Linked DNA regions of Homo sapiens: region 2 is linked to region 1. A link is a contact called in ENCODE Hi-C or POLR2A ChIA-PET data. All regions are on one chromosome and are shown on one strand. Each heading gives the region's core, a stretch centred on a gene start or an enhancer-like site at or near the end of the contact. The rest is flanking DNA. Distances are from core to core; before and after follow the strand shown.

Region 1 (5,579 bases), core at 975-3,474:
GAAAATGCAGGTCATTGGAAAGCTTATCTGTGTGAATTACTGAGTGTGATTAAAGTATTTTTAGGTTTCTTAGGGAGAAGTGATTCTACTATACACTCACTTTAATGTTAATGTGTGTATTCAACTTTTGCCATTAGGAAAAAGTTTAGTTTTGTCAACAACCTCATAGTAATTGGTTTTTATTTATAACATCCTTATTTTATTCAAGCAGCTAAATGCCTTTTTTTTCAATAGAGACTCGGTTTCACTATGTTGCCCAGGCTGGTCTCGAACTCCTGGTCTCAAGCAATCCTCTCACTGTGGCCTCCTAAAGTGCTGGGATTACAGGCATGAGCCACTGTGTCGGCCTCCTTTGTTTTTTTAAATGACATAAATGATATGTGCTCATTGAAGAAAATCATAAACATAAATGTGGGCCAGGCACGGTGGCTCATGCCTATAATCCCAGCACTTTGGGAGGCCAAGGCGGGCGGATCATGAGGTCAGGAGATTGAGACCATCCTGGCTAATATAGTAAAACCCCATCTCTACTAAAAATACAAAAAATTAGCCAGGCATGGGGGCACGTGCCTGTAGTCCCAGCTACCCGGGAGGCTGAGGCAGGAGAATCGCTTGAACCTGGGAGGCAGAGATTGCAGTGAGCCGAGATGGCGCCGCTGCACTCCAGCCTGGGTGACAGAGTGAGACTCCGTCTCAAAATAAATAAATAAATAAATAAATAAATAAATAAATAAATAAGTAAATAAATGTGAATATTAAAGTCATACATCATAATCTATTAACAATCATATTATTAATATTTTGTGTATATAAACTTTATTCTAGATACTTCCCTTATAAAATGGAATTATAGTGTATATACGCAAAGTCACTTTAAATAGTTCATTCATTCTGTTATTTTGAGTTAGTGGAAAAAATAGTCTGGAAAGGAGCAATACATTCAAAATAGAACTAGACTTGGAACCCAAGACCTGACTTCTCCCACTGTTGGTCTGTTGACCAGTTTTCACCTATCGTTGCCTCAAGTTGTCATTTATAATATAAAACGTGAAAAACAGAAATATATGTGAACATATTTTAAAGAACTTAAAAACTCCTTTATAAATTAGAAGATGTTAGTAAGCCACAGAATTATGGTTCAAAGATGACTTTGGTTCTGTGCCACAGAATAAGGCCACAGTGGCCGGGCGCAGTGGCTCACAACTGTAGTCCCAGCACTTTGGGAGGCCTAGGCGGGCAGATCACCTGAGGTCAGGAGTTCTAGACCAGCCTAGCCAACATGGTGAAACCTCGGCTCTACTAAAAACTACAAAAATTAGCCAGGTGTGGTGGCAGGTGCCTGTAATCCCAGCTACTCGGGAGGCTGAGGCAGGAGAATCACTTGAACCTGGGAGGCAGAGGTTGCAGTGAGCCAAGATCACACCACTGTACTCCAGCCTGGGCAACAGAGGGAAACTCCGTCTCAAAAAAAAGAAGAAGAAGAAGAAAGCCACAGCTAGTCCTACATGCAAGTCCAGACTAGAACTAACTGCTTGAAACCACATTGCCTTCTCACTTTCTCCTCTGCAGGTTATTGAGGTGGTGATCCGCTCAGAAGAGGGGCTCTCAAGGGACATGGTGAAACACCTAAACAGCATTGAAGAACAGATTTTGGAGAGTTTAGCATGGAGTCACGATTCTGCACTGTGGGAGGCTCTCCAGGTTTCTGCAAACAAAGTTCCTACCTGTGAAGAAGTGAGTCTGGGCAAGGCTGATAATCGTATCATTAAAAAAAAAAAAAAAAAAACCAGCTTTATTGAGAGATAATTCCTATACCATAGAGTTCACCCATTTTAAGTGTACAATTCAGTGGTTTTAGTATATAAATAGATATGTGCAGCCATAACCACAATTTTAGAATATAGTCATCACTTCAAAAAGAAACCTACATCCTTTAGCTATCACTTCCCTACCCCCGAATCTTCTCCCTAGCTGTAAGTAACCACTAATCTACTTTCTGTCTCCATAAATTTGCCTATTCTAGACATTTCATATAAATGGAATCATAAAAATGTAGTCCCTTTTGACTGGGCATCTGTCACTTAGCATAATGTTTTTAAGGTTCATCCATGTTGTAGAATGTATCGGTATTTCATTTCCTCTCTTTTTTTAAGGCGGGGTTTCACTCTTGCCCGGGCTGGTGTGCAGTGGACAAAGATGGTGCACTGACTACACCCTCAACTTCCTCGGCCCAAACTGTCCTTCTGCCTCTCAAGTAGCTGAGACCACAGGCACATACCACCACACCCACACCCGGCTAATTTTTTTTTCTTTCTGTTTTTCTTTTTTTGAGATGGAGTCTTGCTCTGTCACCCAGGCTGGAGAGCAGTGGCACAGTCTCGGCTCACTGCAACGTCTGCCTCCCAGTTCAAGCAATTCTCTGTCTCAGCCTCCCGTGTAGCTGGGATTATAGGCACCCACCACCACACCCGGCTAATTTTTTTTGTACTTTTTTTAGTAGAGACGGGGTTTCACCATCTTGTCCAGGCTGTTCTTGAACTCCTGACCTCATGCTCCACCTGCCTCAGCCTCCCAAAGTGCTGGGATTAGAGGCTAGAGGCTTGAGCCACCGCGCCTGGCCACACCCGGCTAATTGTGTGTGTGTGTGTGTGTGTGTGCACGCGCGCATGTGTGTGTAGAGACAGGATCTTGCCATGTTGCACAGGCTGATCTCAAACTCCTGAGCTCAAGCAGTCCTCCCATCTCAGCCTCCCAAAGTGCTAGAATTGCAAGTGTGAGCCACCACATCTGGCTCATTTCCTTTTGTTGCTAAGTAATATTCCATTGTATGGATGCTACATTTTATTTATCCATTCATCGGTTGATAAATATTTGAGTTGTTTCCACCTTTTGACTTTTTTTTTTTTTTTTTTGGAGGGGGGGGGACAAGATCTCACTCTGTCACCCAGGCTGGAGTGCAGTGGCGCCATCACGGCTCACTGCAGCCTCAACCTCCCAGGCACAAATGATCTCCCCACAGCCTTCTGAGTAGCTGGGACTACAGGCACACACACCACACCTGGCTAATTTTTGTAGTTTTTGTAGAGATGGGATCTCCCTATGTTGCCCAGGCTAGTCTTGAATTCCTGGGCTCAAGCGATCCTCCCACCTCAGTTTCCCAAAGTGCTGGGATTACAGGCATGAGCCACCACAACTAACCCCTTTTGGCTATTATGATTGATGCTGCTATGAACATTCAGGCACAAGTTTTTGTGTGAACATATGTACATATGTTTTCATTTTTCTTGGAGTGGAATTGCAGGTTCATATGGTAACTCTGTTTAAGCTTTTGGGAAACTGTCAGACTGCTTTCTAAAATGGCTGCACCATTTTATTGTTCCTACGGTCAATGTAGAAAGATTCCAGTTTCTTCATATCCTTGCTAATGCTTGTTATTATCTGCCTTTTTAATCCTGCCATTCTAGTAGGAGTGAAGTAATATCTCATTGTGGTTTTATTTGCATTTCCCTGGTGGCTAATGATGATCAACATCTTTTTATGTGCTTGTAAGCTGTTTGCATATCTTCTTTGGAGAAATGTCTATTCAGATCTTTTGCCCATTTTGTAATTGGGTTGTCTTTTTATTATTGAATTATAGGAGTTCTTCATCTATTCTAGATACAAATCCCTTATCAGATAAATGATTTGCAAAATGTTTCTCCCATTTTCTAGGTTGTCTTTTCACTTTCTTTTTTTTTTTTTTTTTTTGAGACAAAGTCTTGCTCTGTTGCCCAGGCTGGAGTGCGGTGGCGTGATCTCGGCTCACTGCAAGCTCCACCTCCCGGGTTCACGCCATTCTCCAGCCTCAGCCTCCTGAGTAGCTGGGACTACAAGCACCCACCACCACGCCCAGCTAATTTCTTTATATTTGTGGTAGAGGCAGGGTTTCACCGTGTTAGCCAGGATGGTCTTCCAAAGTGCTGGGATTACAGGCATGAGCCACTGCACCTGGCCTGTCTTTTCACTTTCTTGATGGTGTCTTTGAAATGCAAAAATTTTTAATTTTGATGGTGTCCAATTCAGATATTTTTTCTTTTGCTTCTGCTTTTTGATATCATGTCTAGGAAACCATTAAACTTACTTAAAAATTTTCAAATGTCTGTATAAAGATTGAACACTTTTCATTGGTGGTATTCAGAATTAAAAAATAAAAAACAGAGGCTGGTGCAGTGGCTCATGACTATAATCCCAGCACTTTGGGAGGCCAAGGCAAGTGGATTGCCTGAGGTCAAGCGTTCGAGACCAGGCTGGCCAATATGGTGAAACCCCGTCTCTACTAAAAATACAAAAAATTAGCTGGGCATGGTGGCACACACCCATAATCCCAGCTACTTGGGAGGCTGAGGCAGGAGAATTGCTTGAACCCAGGAGGCGGAGGTTGCAGTGAGCTGAGATCGTGCCATTGCACTCCAGCCTGGACAACAGAGCGAGACTGTGTCTCAAAAAAAAATTAAATGAATAAATAAATAAAAATTAAAAATGTGTGCCCAGAGTTGTGCACAAATTACATTTTTAATAGTAGTATCGTGAGAAATTGTGGGGTTTTTTTTGTCTACTTCTGTTATTCTTTTGTAACTCGTGTCTTTTGATTCTTTGTTTTGTCTCCTTATGTACTTCATTAATCTTCTTGAATTTTTCCCTAATCCCAAACTACTAGAACTGTCCAAGGCCAGGAGGAATTGGAAAGAAGATGGTTTCTTGAAATCTCTCTTCCATACTTCTTTGGTCTTTTGCAGCAGACAGTAACTTATTGGGCCACTCTTCAGTATTCATCAGTTTATTTCCATTGAAGAACTTCAGACTCCTTCAAGTTCAAAAAAGCTGTGAACTTGAAGAAGGATTAGTATTGAAGCCGTTGCTCTTATAACTTACTAGTTGTGTGACCTTGGGCAAATTTCACATTCAGATCCTCAATTTTCTCATCCCTAAATGGAGAATGATACTGCCTACCTCAGAGGTTTAGTTCTTGTGGTTGGTAACTTACCTATATAAATTATAAGGTTAAATGAAATGAACTCTTTCCATACGTTCGTTAACATTAAGAATTGAGCACTTTATCCAAGTTGTATTTTGTGAAGAAGTGAGAAAGAAATAAAATAGTAAAAAAAAGTTAAGAAAACACTTTTTCGGCCAGGCACAGTGGCTCACACCTGTAATCCTAGCACTTTGGGAGGCTGAGGTGGGTGAATCATCTGAGGTCAGGAATTCGAGATCAGCCTGGCCAACATGGTGAAACCTCGTCTCTCCTAAAAATACAAAAATTAGCCGGGCATGATGGCACACACCTGTAGTCCCAGCTACTCAGGAGGCTGAGGAAGGAGAATTACTTGAACCCCGGGCGTTGGAGGTTGCTGTGAGCTGAAATCGTGCCACTGCATTCCAGCCTGGGCAACAGAATGAGACTTTATCTCAAAAAAAGAAAAGAAAACATTTTTAATAAGTTTTAATCAGCAAGTTTATCTATATGTAAATCAAAGGGTTTTTGTTTTCTACAGGTTATATTCCCAAATAACTTTGAAACAGGAAATGGAGGAAATGTG
Region 2 (5,641 bases), core at 924-3,423, 300 kb after region 1:
AGAATCAGAGAAATGCTCTTAATTGCCTACTCTTTCATAAACAAAGTAGTACAATGGAGAGAGTTGGAGTGAATTTTCCTTTTTCTTTTTTTTTTTTGAGACGGAGTCTCGCTCTGTTGCCCAAGCTGGAGTGCAGCAGCGCAATCTCGGCTCACTGCAAGCTCTGCCTCCCGGGTTCACACCATTCTCCTGCCTCAGCCTCCCGAGTAGCTGGGATTACAGGCACCCGCCACTACGCCCAGCTAATTTTTGTATTTTTAGTAGAGACGGGGTTTCACCTTGTTAGCCAGGATGGTCTCGATTTCCTGACCTCATGATCTGCCCGCCTCAGCCTCCCAAAGTTCTGGGATTACAGGCGTGAGCCACTGCGCCCGGCCATGAATTTTCATTTTATCCTCAATTTCCTCATCTGTAAAATGGGGACAGATTATCTCTCTAAAGATGATTATACCCTCCCCCTTTTTATTTATTACATTGTATTGCATTTTTTGCTTATAAGGATTTCTTCAAACTCAAGAAGTATGTTTTGTGTCTTCAACAGTAAAATACGATAGAACAAAGAAAAATAATACTTACTGAGCTCTAAGCATTTTACATGCATATTATCATTCAGTCTTTGCCACAACCTTGTAACTTCTATTTCTGGGTGTGTGACATAGATGAGGAATTCGGGCATGGAGAGGTGTGGAGAGACTTAATTGTCTAACCAAGGACATAGGGATAAATAGTGGATGGTGAACTAGAACTAATTTGAATTCAGTAAATGTTAACGAACATAAACCATAAAATAAATGGCTGTGCTCAATTAATGTTAGTTTTCCTTCCAACTAAATTCAGTTCAAGAATTGTGCTTGATGAATAACAATATTATTGCTGCCCTCTGAGATGTTTGGTAATATTCATTTGTTCAGTTTGCCTTAATTAAAAGAATATGCTTTTAGTGGCCGGGCGTGGTGGCTCACACCTGTAATCCCAGCACTTTGGGACGCAGAAGCAGGCGGATTGCTTGAGGTCAGGAGTTTGAGACCAGCTTGGCCAACATGGTGAAACCCCATCTCTACTAAAAAAAAAAAAATACAAAAATTACCCAGGCATGGTGGCGCCCGCCTCTAGTCCCAGCTACTTGGGAGGCTGAGGGACTTGGGAACCTGAGCCGAGATGGCGACACTGGCTCGGGTTAAAAGGGCGTGGTGGCTCACACACCTGTAATCCCAGCACTTTGGGAGGCCGAGGCGGGCAGATGACGAGGTCAAGAGATCGAGACCATCCTGGCCAACACGGTGAAAACCCGTCTCTACTAATAATAGAAAAATTAGCCAGGCCCGGTGGCACACGCCTACAGTGCCAGCTACTCGGGAGGCTGAGGCAGGAGAATCGCTTGAACCCAGGAGGCAGAGGTTGCAGTGAGCCGAGATCGCGCTAGTGCACTCCAGCCTGGCGACAGAGTGAGACTCCGTCTCAAAAAACAAAACAAAACAAAACAAAAAAACTTTTAGTCAGTGGTACTTAATGGTAAAGAAATAATAGATAATAAATAGAGGAAGAGTGTGTCCTGTACATTTTGGTGTTAAATTGTTGGGTCATTAAGTTTAATATCTGCAATCATTCTGGGAAAAAAAATTCCATCTCTAATGTTGCATTCAAGAAAGTAGATGATTTGGCTGACGGTTGTAATAGGGGTGATACAATGGAGGACTGGTAATTCGGAGCCCTGAGTCTTGGACTCTAGTTCTTAAATTACTATGTTCATTCACCAAAAATTTACTAAGCTCTTTCCACGTGCCGAGCACTGTGCTAGGCGCCCTGTGACCTTGGGTATGGCTCTAGGTCACCTTAAAAGGAGGATGCCATACCCTGCAAGAGCTCTTAGGGGCTTCATAAGGATGCGACTCAGGGAACTGAGGGAAGCGCTCCAGACGCAGAGCTCAATGGCCCTGCCGCCCAGCGCCTCCAAAATCTGAGATTCTTCTCTGAGGAAACTCCGCAGCAAGAAAAACTACATCAAAGATGGCGCCGCCGGCCTCTCCTGGCTCAGCCACCATCTTCTCGGTAGTTCCCGAGGTGGACGGGCACAGCACTCATGCGCCGCCCTGGCGTCCTCGGCGCGCCTGCGCGGACCGCAGCACCTCCCCCGCCCCTCTCGCCGCCGCCGCCGCCGCCGCCGCCGCCGCCGCCGCCGCCGCTGCTGCTGCACTGACGGCGGGTGCCCGCGCCTCAGGTGAGTGAGCGCCTCCGCCCGGCCCGCGGGGGGCGCGCGGCGCCGCATTCGGGGGCGTCGCTCCTTTGCCCTGCTCCTTCCCCGCATCATCTCCGCGGCACGGCGAGGCCCTGGTGGCCCGTGCTGCTTGCCTCCCCCGTGCCCCCGGGGCCCTCTGCCCCGCCCCGCCCGCCCGCCGGACCCAGGTCAGCCCGGCTTTCCTCGGCCGCTCCCCGCGCCCAGCCCGCCGGCGACAGCGTGTGGGTAGCAAGAGAGCCTCCCTCCGGGCTCAACACCCTGGGTCACAGGGACGCCCCCCGCAGGCGCGAACCCTTCTCTCGCTCTGGCTCTGCAGGCGGCAGAGCTTGGTGGGCCTTGGGGTTGCTCATCCATCTACCTCGCCCGCTCCAAGAGCCCAGATGCTTGGAAGAGGGGCCGTGAGCAGCCCTTGCACCCGTCCGGCCCCAGAGCAGCAGAGGGCATCCTCTAACGGGACCCTACGACTACCCTACCGGGGAGAGGCTTCTTAGCCCCACTTAACAGCCGAGGAAACTGAGGCACGGAAAGGTGAAGTGCCATGCCCAAGGTCACGCAGCTGACAAGTGGCAGGGTCAGCTCTCAACTCAGGGTCTCGGGCTCTCAGGCCAGTGCGGTTGGAATTTGATCTCGTACCTTTGAAAAAATTTTGAAATCACTTGTCATCTCTGAAGTTGCTCTCGAACGTCGTAAAAGTAGGCTGCACAAAAAAGATTTTCTTGTTGTCGGAGTACAATTGAGGTGTTACTGTAATAATAATAGTGTTATTAATATAAGAGCTAACGTTCTTCCACCGCTCGCTGTGTGCCAGGGATCTTGCTAAGCATTTTATTAAGATAACCTCGCATAACCACCTCTGCACTTCCCAATCCAAATGCTTCCCCCTTCCTTGTCATGAAGCCCTTTTTTTCTTCCTGCAGAGCTGGCCTCCCTATCACAGGTAGACTAGGAGCCCCGTGGATTAGGAAGCAGGGAAGCTTTCCTTTGGTGGCTTACTGACAGAACAAGAGTGATCCTTGCCTGCTGGCATCCAGATCACCCCCGCCGCGCCCCCCCCCCCCCTTACCCTGGCCCTCAGGGGATATTATTAGCCTTCCTTTCCTGCCAAGAGAGCAGGACTGGGCTGACTGGGCTAGCTGGGCGGGCTGGACTTGGAGGTGACAGAGCAGATTTGGCTAGCACTCACCTCATTCCGGGGCTTTCTGTCCGAGGCTTTCTGCCTTTGCCCCAAGGTTGGGCTTGAACATTTCAGTATTTAAGATAAAGCAAGAAGAGAAAGAGAACATTGATAGAGTGGTGCTGAATTTAAGAAGCCTCCCATGATTTAAAGTTCCAAATGAACAGCTATAAAAATATGTGAATGTTTCTCCCCCAAAATAACTAGCTCAAACTGTCGTTTTTCTCCCTTAGCAAATCCTCCTCCACATTTCAAAGGCTCCACTAAATCACCACCTTCTCTGTGAAGCCTTCCCTGCTTGATTTTCCCAATTAGAATTACACGTTCACAAAACAGGGTCTTAGCCTCAGTCTTACCCTGCGGACTTCTAGCCCCTTGAGGGCATGGTCCATCTTTGCAGCTCCAGATGCCTGGCTCACAGTAGATCCTTGGTAAGGACTCAGTTAATTTCCACCCCCCCTTTTCATTACTCAAAGCGTGGTGTTCTTCTGGTGCCCTTCTGTTCCTCCTTCCTGCCCTTCAGTTTCTCTTTGCTTGTCTCTTCCTTCAGATTAAACTTGTCATCACCATTTACCACTCAAAGGCCTCCATCCACCCTGTTGTTTTTGAAAACTTGCAGATAAGAGTCTTGCATCAAAAAGCCTGTTTATGGACCGGGCGCTGCGGCTCACGCCTGTAATCCCAGCACTTTGGGAGGCCGAGGTGGGTGGATCACGAGTTCGGGAGATGGAGACCATCCTGGCTAATACGGGGAAACCCCGTCTGTACTAAAAAATAACAGAAAATTAGCCGCGTGTGGTGGTGGGCGCCTGTAGTCCCAGCTACTCGGGAGGCTGAGGCAGGAGAATGGCGTGAACCCGGGAGCTGGAGCTTGCAGTGAGCCGAGATCGCGCCACTGCACTCCAGCCTGGGCAACAGAGCTCCGTCTCAAAAAAAAAAAAAAAAAAAAAGCTTGTTTATGTTACTTGAACGTGCACTCACGATTGAGCTGCTTTTGTTTTTTGTTTGTTTTTTGTTTGTTTTTGTTTGTTTTTTGAGACGGAGTCTCGCTCTGTTGCCCAGGCTGGAGTACAGTGGCGCCATCTCGGCTCACTGCAAGCTCCGCCTCCCAGATTCACGCCATTCTCCTGCCTCAGCCTCCTGAGCAGCTGGGACTACAGGTGCTCGCCACCACCCCCAGCTAATTTTTTTTGTATTTTTTTAGTAGAGACAGGGTTTCACCGTGTTAGCCAGGATGGTCTCGATTTCCTGACCTCGTGATCCGCCTGCCTCGGCCTCCCATAGTGCTGGGATTACAGGCGTGAGCCACCAAGCCAGGCCGAGCTGCTTTTGTTTTATTATTATTATTATTATTTTTTGAGACGGAGTTTCGCTCTTGTTGCCCAGGCTGGAGTGCAGTGGCGCAATCTCGGCTCACTGCAACCTCCGCATCCTGGGTTCAAGCGATTTTCCTGCCTCAGCCACCCAAGTAGCTGGAATTACAGGCGCCCGCCACCATGCCCAGCTATTTTTTGTATTTTTAGTGGAGACGGATTTTCACCATGTTGGCCAAGCTGGTCTTGAATTCCTGACCTCAGGTGATCCGCCTGCCTCTGCCTCCCAAAGTGGTGGGATTACAGGCGTGAGCCTCCGAGCCCGGCTGCTTTTGTTTTATTCTAAATTGTTACTTCTGAGCAGGGAAAAATGCCTGTTTACAGTGGAGTTGGTATATGCTATTTCGATGTACAGGGTACTTTTCATTTGCATGTTGCAGTAGGATAGTCTGAGGCTTATACCCCTTTAGTCTGTCCCTCAATGCATGAGAAATCCATTTTTACATTCTTTTGCCCTCTGTGGCTGATTGCCCCTGGTTGTATCAAAGTAATCACAATTTTTACTGTATATCATTACATGGTATTTATAATAATAAATATTCAAAAAGGTCCTTTGGGAGGCAGCAGATATGTGCATAGATTCTTTATTTAAATGAAGGTTCTTAAAGAGTTTTTCCAAATAATTTTCTGTAAATATATTGACTATGGGTAAGGCATGGATGTATGGCGCCTGATATGGTGGAAGATTCACAGTTGAATCAAACAGGTTCCTGTTGAGAGAACTTACTAGCTAATTGGGAAACATTGTCTTTAACTGTACTAAAATCAAGTCTAAACATTCCCATATTAATGTTACAAGCAAAGCAATATTAGACTATAATGGAATAAGATATTCCTACATGGGGTGTTTCATAAAAT

The links. Hi-C counts contacts between places; a loop is a spot of excess contacts on that map. ChIA-PET counts read pairs that join two places held with the same protein, here RNA polymerase II (POLR2A). Pooled maps may share reads with other maps.
Region 2: a pooled map shows a loop between it and region 1 (4-fold over the local background). The contact joins the promoter of NDRG3 here to the enhancer-like site in region 1. A Hi-C loop is called at or near these places in 1 of 37 single-sample maps with no recorded cell type and 2 of 50 pooled maps. POLR2A ChIA-PET finds 5 or more read pairs at or near these places in 3 of 52 experiments (activated B cell, activated CD4-positive, alpha-beta T cell and activated CD8-positive, alpha-beta memory T cell).

Annotation. Positions count from the first base shown.
Region 1 is chr20:37,040,241-37,045,819 of GRCh38, reverse strand. RBL1 (RB transcriptional corepressor like 1) reads left to right here. Exons shown (of 22, transcript NM_002895.5): 13 at 1,570-1,734; 14 at 5,535-5,579. Among named protein-coding and RNA genes, the nearest start is that of RBL1, 53 kb to the left of the region's middle. RefSeq lists enhancers at 1,387-1,556, 2,297-2,396. Within about 2 kb of position 2,224, at least 6 of the 41 ENCODE cell types and tissues checked have a DNase peak (open chromatin) inside an H3K27ac peak, as active enhancers do.
Region 2 is chr20:36,742,622-36,748,262 of GRCh38, reverse strand. NDRG3 (NDRG family member 3) reads left to right here and starts at 2,173. Exons shown (of 16, transcript NM_032013.4): 1 at 2,173-2,218. RefSeq lists enhancers at 1,920-2,019, 1,744-2,710 and silencers at 2,130-2,329, 2,360-2,549.